Linked DNA regions of Homo sapiens: region 1 is linked to region 2. A link is an interaction called in ENCODE POLR2A ChIA-PET data of the cell type or tissue named here. Cell type or tissue: PC-9. All regions are shown on one strand. Links, peaks and the distances in the headings refer to the core of each region. The heading gives the core; the rest is flanking DNA.

Region 1 (6,960 bases), core at 2,816-5,315, 80 kb before region 2:
GTGGGGTAAGGCAGGAAAGCAGCCATGAGGCTCAAAGACTGATAATCTGCACAGATAACAGAGTTTATTATGACTCAACTACTCATTTACCCACACTCTTCACAGAGTATATGACAAATTAACCTTTTCCTTCCTTTCCTATTGGAAAGCAGAGGCCAAATGGCAAACAAACAAACAAAACAGTAGGGGAAAGATGGGAGAAAAGCAAATCCTAATAACCTGAACCTGGTAATTGGTAGCTATAAATGTTTGACATGGGAAATGCATGAATATAAGTCAAGCTCCCTAGGAAACAAATAAGAGCATAGACTTGGGGTGACTCCCCGAGGGCAGGTTACAAACCAGCCCAACTTACCTGCTCTATCATTTGCCGGACTTTCCGCTGCTGGCTCTTGAGCATGTCATCCAAGTGGTGGATCTTCTCCCGCAACCCGGCCACTTCCTTTTCCAGGGTAGCAGCCCTGGGGATAAAGACCAGAAGGCTGAGGCAATGGAACAAGATCACTTATTTACCCAGTCACAGGAAGAGCCTTGAGCTTGGGAGGTTCCCATTAATATGATTCCCTTTGCCTGATTCCCTGGTAGGCTGCTCTGAAGAGTAGGTGGTGGGTACCTTAGAATATCACATTGGAAGCACTGAGGTCAGGAGTTCAAGACCAGCCTGGCCAACATAGTGAAACCCCACCTCTACTAAGAATACTAAAATTAGCCAAGTGTGGTGGCGTGTGCCTGTAGTCCCAGCTACTCAGGAGGCTGAGGCACAAGAATCGCTTGAACCCAGGAGGCAGAGGTGGCAGTGAGCCAAGATGGCGCCACTGCACTCCAGCCTGGGTGACAGAGCAAGACTTTGTCTCACAAAAAAAAAGAATATTACATTGGAAGCATCATCAGGGATCACCTAGTCTAAGAGAGGAAACTGAGGCTCGGAAAGGTTAGAAGGGATAAGTCATTCTGGATAACTCTGGAGGGTAAATCTAGAAGCAACAGGTAGATGGTTCCAGGGAAGCTGTTTTTATATTAACACAGGAAAGACTTTCTTAGTATTAAAGCTGTCAGAAAGTGGCCAGTCTCATGTGTAATGAACTCCTCGTTACTGGAAAGATTCAAGTAGAAGCTAGGATTTCCCTCTCCGACCTTTTCTTTTTTTTTTTTTCCGGAGACAGGGTCTCACTCTGTAGCCCAGGCTGGAGTGCAATAATGCAAACATGGCTCACTGCCAGGTTGACCTCCTGGGCTCAAGCAATCCTCCTACCTCAGTCTCCCATGTAGCTGGGACTACAGGCACATGCCACCACATCTGGCTAACTAAAAAAAAATTTTTTTTGTAGAGACAGTCTCAGCATGTTGGCCAGGCTGATCTCGAACTCTTAAACCCAAGCAATCCTCCTGTCCCGGCCTCCCAAAGTGCTAGGATTACAGGTGTGAGCCGCCATGCCCAGTTGGAGCTGGGATTATTATACTCAACACCATCAAGCTGTTGGCAGGGATTTGGAGGAGAAAGACAGAATTTGAGGCTCCTTAAAGCCTCTTCACACAATTTTGTTTCTAGGTCTCCTGATTCCCAAACCACTGTTGCTTCCTTTGCATCTTCTAAGCAAACTGAGCCAAGATCCCCCAAAGGGCAGTGTAAAATAATAAGAAATATATAATGGGTCTCTGTCCCGGTTCCTGACATACAGCACCTATGTTTTGTTATATTTGGTCACATTCCCTGGTTCCTGAGCCTTTGCATCTCCAAGACTGATGAGTGTCTTTTTGTATGCTAATGATGACTGGTGGCTGGGGTCCCTAGATAGCTTCAGGATGGGGCTAGTGAAAAGACCAAGGCATGATTAAAGGGTTGAAACTTTCAGCCCCACAACTCCCCCTAGCCTCTGGGAAAGGGACAGGGGATAGGAGCTAGAGACTAAACTAATCACCAGTGGCCAATAATTTAATCAATCATGCCAATGTAATGAACCGCCACAAGAACCCTAAACAAAGGGGTTCAGAGCTTCCAGCTTGGTTAATGCATCCACCTGCTGACCTTGCCCTATGTACCTCATCTGTTTGTTCATTTGAATCCTTTATATTATCCTTTATCATAAGCCAGTAATAAGTGAAATGTTGGCCAGGGGCAGTGGCTCATGAATATAATCCCAGCACTTTAGGAAGGCGAGGTGGGAGGATTGCTTGAGCCCAGGAGTTCGAGACCAGCCTGGGCAACATGGCAAGACCCTGTGTCAATGAAAAACTTTTTAAATTAAAAAAATAAGTAGTCCAGGCGCGGTGGCTCATGCCTGTAATCCCAGCACTTTGGGAGGTCAAGGCGGGCAGATTGCTTGAGGTCAGGATTTCAAGACCAACCTGGCCGACATGGTGAAACCCCATCTCTACTAAAAATACACAAAATTAGCCGGGTGTGGTGGCACACGCCTGTAGTCCTAGCTACCTCCTGGGAGGCTGAGGCTGAACCCAGGAGGCGGAGGTTGCAGTGAGCCGAGATTGCACCACTGCACTCCAGCCTGGGCGACAGAGTGAGACTCCGTCTCGAAAAATAAATAAATAAATACGGAAAATGTTTACCTGAGTTCTATGACAGCAAACCCATTACAGCAAGTTAACAAACCTGAAAAGAGGATATGGGAACCCCCAATTTATAGCCAAGTTGGACAGAAGTGTAGGTACCCTAGACCCCACTACTTGTGACTGGCATCTGAAGCAGGGGCAGTCTTGCAGGACTGGCCCTTAATCTGTGGTTCTGCACTAACTCTGGGTCGTCTCAGAATTGAATTAAAGTGTAGGGTGCCCAGCTGGTATCAATTGAGAATTGGAGAAGTGCTTGGTATGGAAAACCCACATATTTGGTGTAAGAAGTGTTAGGAGTAGAGGAACAGTCTTCTTCTAGTCAGGCTACTTGGGAGAGTATCCTGGGGTTTGGGCCCCTGAAGAATCCATCACTCCCCAGTTCTGCCTGAGGAAGCTGACAAGCGCATGCTGCTTGGGGTACAATGCAACATGAGCTACCCCTTATCCTTCCTAAACTCCAAGCATTCTAAATTTCCACCTTCAGCTCTCCAATGCCCTACTTCTCAGTCTCCTTTTAGGTAGAAAATCAGCACGTACATGGCACAGCTGTCACTGCCATTCCCAAACCCTGGCTTCCGATTATCTAGTCCTTTTGGTCTCTCTTGCTCTGCCCATGCGCACCTACCCACCGAGGAAGGAGTGCTGACTAATTCTGATATTAATTCTGATATAAAGTCCAGTCAGAAAGGAGGCTACAATATGACACGTGTATTTTCCATGCCAGGAAGGTCAAATCTAGGTTATCCTAAAGGAGAGAAAATGCCTCCAAGACTGAGGGGCCCTGAAGGGCAAGAATTGTGTCTGTTCATCTTGGAATTCCTTAAAAGGCCCTTCAGATAATGTCTTGTTGAACTAAAAAAGGTCCACCTTACACAATGAAGATCAAACCAAATATGCTGATGTTAAATGTGATTTACCATTTGAGGTCTTATTTATTAATTGCCAACAGCATAACTTCCAAATTCCTGAAGTTCTAGAAGGCACAATCTTTGCTCTGTAGGCTTCATTGGTTGTCTGGGGCCTCTGATTTCCTCTGATCAGAGGGAATTTGCAAAACCCTCTCACCTTGGAGGTAGAAAGGATCTCAGTGATCACCTACGGGACCCTGCTGACAGGTGGTTCTCAGTTTCTATCTGCATTGCTTCAAGTAACAGGAAGTTCAGTATCTCCTCATGAAGCTGCTCATTCCATTTTTCATCAGCATGACTGTTAATCAATTTTACCCTCAAACAGTTTACAGTCAATTTTTGTTTCGGTGGGGAGGAAACGAAGGCATAACATATCCACTGCACTAATCTGTGGAATGACACACAGCAACAGCAGATGCTCCACCAGCTCTTGCTTGCCCTTGGCTCTAAAACTGTGAAAGCCTTTTCTTTAGGTTATTACCCCATGGAAAATGAACTCCCTGGAGATGGCGGCCTCCCAAATGGTATCTCTTGGGTGGGGCTCCACCCTGAGCAAGCTCACGGTGAGTCAGAGCTGGAAGATCTGACATCAGCACCAGCTTCCTCCCCAGACCAGGCCACCACAGGAGCAACAGGCTGTATGGCCTGCCCTCCCCTCCCTGCAACCCAACTTCACCGTGAACAAGAGCCAAGCCCTTACTTTTCTCGTTCTGCTTGGCAGTCAGCATTGTTGCTCCGAAGTTCCTCTAGGGCCACCTCCCCTTCCCTCACTTTCGCCAGTAAGGCCTGATGCTCCTGGGTGGGCCACAAAAGAAAATCTAGGATGAGAAGATGGCAACAGTTTCTGCGTTTGGGCTAAGATGGGCGCCAGGCTGGGACTCAGCCCCTACTGGGCCTGGACAGCTGCCAAAGAGCAGCAAGATGAGCTGGTTTGATGGGGAGCCATCCCTTGATGAGGAGAACCCTTCCCACTCTCACTCAGCCTCACCCAGCTGCCCTGAGGCAGAACCCAGCCCTGCATCATGCAGGCCCACTCGCCAGCTATGGCTGCCAGTCCCTGAGAAACCAGGACTTCAAAAGGGGCATCTGTACAGGAATCTAATGTGGAAATAGGATCAACTCTAGTTAGGGGGAGGCTAATTCCTTGAAGGCTAAAATGTATTCCAAGGGATCTGCCAAAGGAAGGTGCGAAGTGTGCTTTTCTGGAGAGGCTTGGAAAAGAAGGGTCTCGGCAACCGTTTCGATCCACCTGCAGGCCCCTTCCAGCCCAGGAGTCCAGGCACTGACAAGCAAGATCCCCCGGTTACCGTCTCCATCCCTAGCAAGCGCCTCTGCAGCTCTCCGACTTCTGCCTCTTTCTGCTCCACTCTGTCCTCCTCTCTCTGAAGGGCCACATTACTTTGTTCTGCTTCCCTCTGGTACCGGCTGAGTGTGACCTAAAACACGGAGCAGGAATATGTTAAATGGTGTGGAAAAAAGAGCAAACATGGAAAAAAACCTTAGAAAAGAACCCAGGAACCTGGGCGGCTCTGGAGCCATGACGGGAGAAAGGTGGTGACACTGATGGGCTCACCACCACCTCCCCTTCACTGCACAGGACCACCTCAGCACTCCAGCAGGGTGTCTATTTCCAGGGTTAACTGGCTCACAGTTGATTGAGGTCCACTTTAAAGTGACACCTGGAACCCACAAGCACCACTTTTCAGATAGGTGACTCCTTCAACATCCCCATGAACCCTCCACCACCACCCAAGCTTAACCCAATGTTGTGGCTTTCCTACAAATTCAAAAGCAAATAATCCCAGGGAGGATACCTCCAGTTCCTTTCTTCTGTCTCCTCAACACCTCCCCTCTCACTTCCAGCAATAGAGCCCACACACAACAGCCAAAATGGCACCTGGAAGGGCTACTAAGCATCAGGAAGAATTTGTCTTATTTATTTATTATTATTATTTTTTTTTGAGACAGAGTTTCACTCTTGTTGCCCAGGCTGGAGTGCAATGGCACGATCTTGGCTCAATGCAACCTTTGCCTCCTGGGTTCAAGTGATTCTCCTGCCTCAGCCTCCCGAGTAGCTGGGATTACAGGCATGTGCCACCACGCCCAGCTAATTTTGTATTTTTAGTAGAGACGGGGTTTATCCATGTTGGTCAGGCTGCTCTCGAACTCCTGACCTCAGGTGATCCGCCCGCCTTGGCCTCCTAAAGTGCTGGGATTACAGGAGTGAGCCTTTTATCAGAGATGAGAAACCAATTTAGAGGATAGAAGCAGAATGTTAGAATGAGAAAGCAAAGAACTTGCCTCCTTTCTTCCAACTTGCATCTTTCCAACTCCTACTCATCCTCCAGGTCTCACTTAGATGCCCCTTCTTCCAGAGAGCCTTCAGAGCCTGGGGGAGGAGCCCTTCCTTTGTGTGTCCAGGGAGAGGACATACAAGGAACACACGGCCTTCCCTCTCATAGCATTGAACAGATTTTGCCCAGTCACTCTGTGCACCCCGAAGTAGACTGTCAGTGTCCTGATGGCACAGACCTGAGCACCATTACACTTCCAGAGCTCCCACAGTACCTCATATGCAGTAACTACTCAATAAAATAATGAGTGGAACTGACGTTCTTCTAATCCAACCCTCTCCTTTAACAAGTAAAGGTCAACTGACCTAGTCAAGGTTACACAGCTAGTGAATGACAGCCAGTGCTAGCACCCAGATACTTCACCATCCATTTCAGTGCTTCCCAGGTGCCTCACACTGACTGCTCATCATTTATTAAAAAAGAATCCAGGTAACTTCTGGAAAGCCTAGCAGCCAGCCCTGGGAAAACAGAACATCAGCAGCCAGTTCGTCCAGCCCCTCCCAAGGTCAGAACTGGGGAGGAGAAAGTACGGCACAGGTGATGTGTGATGGGACGTGTCCATGCTACACACCAGCCATGTCCAGAGCAAACTCACTCTCACTGCAAATCCTTCTTGACAGCAAGCAGCCAGTAGAACAGGAAACCCATGCTTAATGGCAAGTTATTTTCATGGTAATTGATCATCTTGCCTTTCCTACCCATAGGTTCAGAAAAGTAGACCAAGGAGTCCAATTCACTAGGAGAGACTGAGACAAGCCTTCATATGACCCATATTAACCTGAAATAGGCCATCCCCATAGGCAGGAACTTAAAAGTAAGGCCTTTTAAAAAAATTTTATTTATGTACATTTATTTATGTTTATTTATGTACATTTCTGTACATAAATAAACACTGCACCTAGGTTGATGTGAGCTCAAGCACAGTGTTAATAAGGCCATGGTCTGATTCTTGCACCCCACTGTCGGAGCAAAAGGTTAAAAAAAATAGACTCCCCTTCCACATTTGACTCTGTAGCTCCAGCCAACCCTGCCCGCAAGGGAACCTCTTAATTATAAAAAGGTGTGCCAACCTAGCCCAACAGTGGGAATGACCCGAGGAGCACCTCCTTTTTTAAAAAAAAAATTATTTA
Region 2 (6,960 bases), core at 2,930-5,429:
ATAAATGCAGCAACCCTGGCCTGAGAAAGGGGCCTCAGACCCCTGAGGAATTAGGGTTTGGGCCACAGCATCAGTAAGCCACTGAGACTAGTAGAAGTGATAGCTGAGGGCAAGAGGGATTTAGAGTAGAAGAAGGAAACAATGAGTACCTGTTGCACCTCCAAGAACAACTGCAGCAATGGGGGCTGTATATTATTCCACTAATCACGCTCATCTAAGTTTTTCACAGGAAGAGAAGCCCTGCCCAATTATGTCTGGAGAAGTGAATCCACATGATACAAAGGGTAGACTGGAGCAGCCATGGAGGTACCCCATTTGGATTCCTTTCACAAAAGAACTTTCTGTTCAGCTGTAGGAGTGCAGTTATCTCACAGCTTCCAGCTACAGCAACTTCAGGATTCACGATCATGTTCATGTTAAGACCACACTCTTCCCAGGCAGCCTCCAGACAACGATTGAGCATGGTGTGCATGCTAAAGCCTGGCCATTTCTGCCCAACTTTGCCCCTCGTCTCCCGCGGAGTTGACTGAGACTTTGTCAGATCCGCATCATGACTTGAGGCTCTCCCTATCCATCCTGCTTCCTCTCCCTATATCCTTCACAGGCATTACCCCCAATAAACCTCTTCTGCTCCTAACTTTGAGCATCTCCTTCTCAGAGAATCCAAACCAATGTACTGGGTGATAAAATAATATTGAACAGAGAAAATGAAAACTGTATATATATGCACATATAAGGTTTCTGTAGTTTATATATAGTTATATATATGCATATATTTACACATACACCATATAGTTATAATTTTTTTTTTTTTTTTTTGAGATGGAGTCTCACCTTGTCACCCAGGCTGGTGTGCAATGGTGCGATCTCGGCTCACCGCAACCTCTGCCTCCCAGGTTCAAGCGATTCTCCCGCCTCAACCTCCTGAGTAGCTGGGACTACAGGTGAGTGCCACCACACCCGGCTAATTTTTAAATTTTTAGTAGAGATGGGGGTTCACTATGTTGGCCAGGCTGGTCTCGAACTCTTGACCTCGTGATCTGCCCACCTCGGCCTCCCAGAGTGCTGGGATTACAGGCATGAGCCACTGCACCTGGCCATATTTTTTTTTTTTTAAGACGGCGTCTCACTCTGTCGCCCAGGCTGGAATGCAGTGGCACCATCTCGGCTCACTGCAGGCTCTGCCCCCCGGGTTCACGCCATTCTCCTGCCTCAACCTCCCGAGTAGCTAGGACTACAGGTGTCCGCCACCCAGCAAATTTTTTGTATTTTTAGTAGAGACGGCGTTTCACTGTGTTAGCCAGGATGGTCTCGATCTCCTGACCTCATGATCTGCCTGCCTCCGCCTCCCAGAGAGCTGGGATTACAGGCATGAGCCACTGCGCCTGGCCCCTTTTTTTTTTTTTTTTTTTTTTTTGAGACGGAGTCTTGCTCTGTCACCCAGGCTAGAGTACAGTGGCGCAATCTCAGCTCACTGCAACCTCCACCTCCCTGGTTCAAGCAATTCTCCTGCCTCAGCCTCCCAAGTAGCTGGGACTACAGGCACCCACCACCACACTCGGCTAATTTTTGTATTTTTAGTAGAGACGGGGTTTCACCATGTTGGCCAGGCTGGTCTTGAACTCCTGACCTAAGGTGATCCGCCTGCCTCAGCCTCCCAAAGTGCTGGGATTACAGGCATGAGCCACCGCACCTGGCATAAATTTTTTTTTTTTTTTTTTTTTTTGAGACGGAGTCTCGCTCTCTCGCCCAGGCTGGAGTGCAGTGGCGCGATCTCAGCTCACTGCAAGCTCCGCCTCCCAGGTTCATGCCATTCTCCTGCCTCAGCCTCCTGAGTAGCTGGGACTACAGGCGCCCGCCACCATGCCCGGCTAATTTTTATTGTATTTTTAGTAGAGATGGGGTTTCACGGTGTTAGCCAGGATGGTCTCCATCTCCTGACCTCGTGATCCACCCGTCTTGGCCTCCCAAAGTGCTGGGATTACAGGCGTGAGCCACCGCACCTGGCCTGGCATAAATATTTTTAATGTGTATTTGTATGGATGAGACCTTGAAGACATGGAAAAATAAAACTGGTTGATCTATTAAATAGAGTCAAAGGATTGTGAGTGATTTTTTTTACATGTCATTTATTGTTGACACAATGTCATTAAAAGAGAAAACTAGGATGTCAGTTCTAAATCTACTTTTTGCTTCTTAAAATATATGGGATTTCAGCCGGGAGTGGTGGCTCACATCTGTAATCCCAGCACTTTGGGAGGCCAAGGCGGGTGGATCACCTGAGGTCAGGAGTTCAAGGTCAGCCTGGCTAACATGGTGAAACCCCATCCCTACTGAAAATAACAAAAATTAGCTGGGCATGGTGGCTGGCACCTGTAATCCCAGCTACTTGGGAGGCTGAGGCAGGAGAATCACTTGGACCCAGGAGGCAGAGGTTGCAGTGAGCTAAGATCATGCCACTGTACTCCAGCCTGGGTGACAGAGCGAGACTGTCTCAAAAAAAAAAAAAAAAAAATACATATATATATATATATATATATATATATATATATATATATATATATATGACTTTGGGCAATTGATTTTCCATTTCCTTATCTATAAAGTAAGGCTAATAAGTGTGACAACAAAATGAGATTAAGAATTTAAACACATTTTGCTATTGTGAAGGTTTTTAGTTTTTTGTGTGTGTGTTTTGTTTTTTTTTTTGAGATGGAGTCTCACTCTGTCGCCCAGGCTGGGGTGCAGTGGCACGATCTCGGCTCACTGAAACCTCTGCCTCCTGGGTTCAAGCAATTCTCCTGCCTCAGCCTCCCAAGTAGCTGGGACTACAGGCGCCCGCCACCATGTCCAGCTAATTTTTTGTAATTATAGTAGATATGGGGTTTCACCCTGTTAGCCAGGATGGTCTGCTTCTCCTGACCTCGTGATCCACCCGCCTTGGCCTCCCAAAGTGCTGGGATTACAGGCGTGAGCCACTGCTCCTGGCGTGAAGTATTATTTTTATTATTGGCTGAAGTACCAGATATAAGTTGGTCAAGTAACAAATGCTTATTGATTATCTACTGTGTGTCAGGTAACGTTTGTATTAGTTTCTATGGCTGCTATAACAAAGTACCACAAATTTAGTGGCTTAAAAAACACAAATTTATGCCTGAGTGCAGTGGCTCATGCATGTAATCCCAGAACTTGGGAGGTCAAGGTGCAGGGATTGCTTAAGGTCAGGAGTTTAAGACCATTCTGGGCAACGTAGTGAGACCCCATCTCTACAAAAAGTACAAAAAGTAGCCGGGCATGGTGGCATGTGCCTGTATCATTTTAGAATAAGGGAGTTGAGAGACTTGATAGATTTGTGTCTCTCAAGTTTTGTAGCACATCAGGGGGACTAAGAAATAGAAGCCTCGGGCCAGCAGAGTGGCAGAACAACTGGCTTCCCTAGGAGAAAGTTGTCTTTCTCTCTATAGGAGAGGGAGGATTTCCTGTAGATTGAAGCGGAGAAGGAAAGGCTGGTCTCAAGGAGAAAGTCAACTAGATAAACAAAGAATTACAAAAAGCTTACAAAAGAATGCAACATTCTCACTCCAGCTAAGCAAAGACTTTTTCCTCATTTCTCCCCTCAGGAGTGGGAGAGGCTAGTTTATTCTGGTGTGTGGCTAGAAATTCTACAATGACACTCTTTGTATCTAGTCTCCCTAGGCTGTCCTTTGTTTTCCCCAAAATGATTATTCAGTTTTTTTTTTTCTAGAAATGACTTTCTCTTTGACTGCAAAGATGAATTAGATAAATTTATATGTGCAAGTTAATAAATTAAGTATCCAAACTCTGTGATTATAAAAAGTTTACATATAAGATTTTTCCTTTTCATAAACAGCCCTACTGAGGTGTAACTGACAAACAGTAAACTGCACAAATGTAAAGTGTGCAATTTGATAGTTCTGACATATGTATGCATCCATGAAATTTTTACCACAATCAAGATAATGAGCATATCCATCTACCAGAAACTGGGTGTTGGAGAGTGGGGGTGGATATGTTCTCCTTAGGTTTTGACCTCTTATTACCAGCTCACAAATTTGTACTCTGAGTAATGAGACAAGATGAGTCATTCATAAAAAATTTTTTCTACAGAAGTGGGCAGAAAAAAAAAAAAACTTCCCACCCACTTGGCAGGTGATCAGTAGCTCATTAACCTAAATCATGTCACCACACTGTCACTCTTTCTTCATTGTATACAGGCTGGAATGCAAACGGCTGGGAAAAGCACCCAGCTGGTGTCCCAGGCCAGCTCTTGGCTGCCTATATGGAAGCAGGAGGGGATTTCTGACCTCAGTCCCCTAACAGGCCTGCCCTCCAATAGTCTAAACTCACTGGGTACCATAGCATTCAGCCCAGAGCTAGCAGGCCTAAGTCTCTTCCTTACCTCTAGCTCATAAATCTTCCTCATGGTCTAAAAGAAAGAGATACTTATCCCTAATTCTATTTTTTAAAAATATATTTGCCAGATGTGGTGGCTTATGCCTGTAATCCCAGCACTTTGGGAGGCTGAGGCAGGTGGATCACTTGAGGTCAGGAGTTCGAGACCAGCCTGGCCAACATGGCAAAACCCTGTATACTAAAACTACAAAAATTAGCTGGACATGGTGGCGTGCACCTGTAATCCCAGCTACTCAGGAGGCTGAGGTGGGAGAATCACCTGAACTCGGAGGCAGAGGTTGCAGTGAGCCAAGATCGTGCCACTGCACAACAGAGTGAGACTCTATTTCAAAAAAAAGAAAATTATATAGATAAAAAATGTTTTTAGTTTTTTTGTTTTTTTTTTGGTACAGATGGGGGCTCATTATGTTGCTCAGGCTGATCCCGAACTCCTGGCCTTAAGTGATCTTCCCACCTCGGCCTCCCAAAGTGCTAGGATTACAGGTATGAGCCACCACACCCAGTGTATCCTTATTCTACAGCCAGCCTCTCTTCCTAGTGTCTAGACTTAATTCCTGAGCTCTATTATTCAGCAATATTTATCGAACACCTACCAGGTACCAGGCACTGTTCTAGGCTCTTGGAATATAGCAGAAGTCAACAATAGGCAGCAATCCCTGCCTTCATGAGCTTACTTCCTACTGAGTGAGGAAACTAAAGGCCAACATCTTAATTCCACCTTCTGGAAGTAACATCTGAGTTACCTTCTGCCCTCAAAAAGGTGTAGAGAAGAATCTTATCCTTATCCTAACCCTTTTGCAACTTGTAACTTGTAGCTGCTCTGCTTTTTTTTTTTTTTTTTTTTTTTTTTTTTGAGACAGAGTCTTGCTCCGTCGCCCAGGCTGGAGTGCAGTGGCGCAATCTTGGCCCACCTCCTGGGTTCAAGAGATTCTCCTACCTCAGCCTCCCAAGTAGCTGGGACTACAGGTGTGTGCCATCACACCCGGCTAACTTTTGTATTTTTGGTAGAGATGATGTTTCATCATGTTGTCCAGGCTGGTCTTGAACTCCTGACCTCAGGAGATCTGCCCGCCTCAGCCTCCCAAAGTGCCGGAATTACAGGTGTGAGTCACCGCACCTGGCCATATTTCTTTCCTTTCTATTCACCATCTTCAAGCAGTTTATATGCAGTAATTCCAAGTTCCCTTGTCCCTCACCTGCAGTTGAGCTTGGAAACTGAAGGCTTTTCTGAGTCCTCCTTCTACCGGATGTCTCTTGTGCTTCTGCTCCCTATTTTTTCACACTCTTTTCTCCTTGGATTTCTATACCACTGCTCTATTATTTTCTACAGCTCTAGCCCTCCCCTGTCCCTGTGGGTACTTTTTTCCTTTCTCAGCTATTCCCCATAGCTGTGAAAAAGCTCTTTCCTTTCCTCTGCCCTCCACTCTTCCCCTTCAGTGGCTCATTCACTCTCATGCTTTCTCCTGCCACCTCCAAAAGCAGACAACTTTCAAATCTCCATTTTAAACACCGACCTCTCATCCATGTACTGAATCAGTATTTAACTTTCTCCAGAACTTTTGCACTTGTACGTCTCATCTCTACTTAGGACACAGACAAACCAAGCAAAGTAACTTCCCCCGTATACCAGCACTCCTTCTCAAATTCCCTGTCTTTACTTTTTGCAGCCCCCAATATATATATATATTTTTGAGACGCAGTCTCACTCTGTTGCCCAGGCTGGAGTGCAGTGGCGTGATCTCGGCTCACTGCAAGCTCCACCTCCCGGGTTCACACCATCCTCCTGCCTCAGCCTCCTGAGTAGCTGGGACTACAGGCACCCACCACCACGCCTGGCTAATTTTTTGTATTTTTAGTAGAGACGGGGTTTCACCGTGTTAGCAGGATGGTCTCATTCTCCTGACCTTGTGATCTGCCCGCCTTGGCCTCCCAAAGTGTTGGGATTACAGGCGTGAGCCACCGCGCCCGGCCTGCAGTCCCCAGTATTAGAAGGAGCAACTTCTTGCTTAGAGTTGCACTGGAGACTCGGTACTAATAATACCTGCCAGCTACCCTAAATAGGAAAGAAATTTAAATAAATTAATAGATACAAAACAAGTTTATGGCCATAGGTGGGGGTAATCTCAACCTTTGGCAAGCAAGGCTAGAAAGTAGCATCAGACTTCAAAGAAAACTTACCATTGTTAGGTTCAAGTCAGAGGGCAAAGAAGGAAAGTGCAGGACACTGGAGGGGATATAGGAGGTGGGAGGGCATCTGAGAACCTCAGAGAAGGAAGACTGAAGCAGGAGGGAGAATGGAGATAGGGATCTTGTGTGTGGGAAAACACACAAACTCAGAGTGTTTGTTCCTGTTATCTCACTCAACAGTAACAATCAACACAGACAGAAGACTCCTGTGACCAAATATGGAGGATTTCTCCCCACCAGCAAACAAGCAATCAGTTCTGCAGCAGACACCAGCTGGGTGTCCTCTAATTCGATTCTGACACCATCTACCAAGAGGCCACAGGTTGAGGGCTCAAACCC

What was found. Peaks named below come from ENCODE experiments on the same cell type or tissue, not always from the same donor. Only the 100,000 strongest peaks of a DNase experiment are listed, where the experiment ranks them.
Region 1: POLR2A ChIA-PET joins it to region 2 with 8 read pairs; 2 of 35 experiments call an interaction of 5 or more read pairs at or near these places.

The regions. Positions count from the first base shown.
Region 1 is chr1:151,572,222-151,579,181 of GRCh38, reverse strand. TUFT1 (tuftelin 1) reads right to left here. Exons shown (of 13, transcript NM_020127.3): 8 at 4,784-4,912; 9 at 4,177-4,271; 10 at 356-461. Among named protein-coding and RNA genes, the nearest start is that of MIR554, 30 kb to the right of the region's middle. RefSeq lists an enhancer at 3,518-4,717. In PC-9, for the core only: no CTCF peak of the experiment used is centred there; a DNase peak (open chromatin) is centred at 4,081; H3K4me3 peaks cover 417 bases; H3K27ac peaks cover 2,107 bases.
Region 2 is chr1:151,492,162-151,499,121 of GRCh38, reverse strand. No RefSeq gene overlaps it. Among named protein-coding and RNA genes, the nearest start is that of CGN, 16 kb to the left of the region's middle. In PC-9, for the core only: no CTCF peak of the experiment used is centred there; DNase peaks (open chromatin) are centred at 3,551 and 4,121; H3K27ac peaks cover 1,867 bases.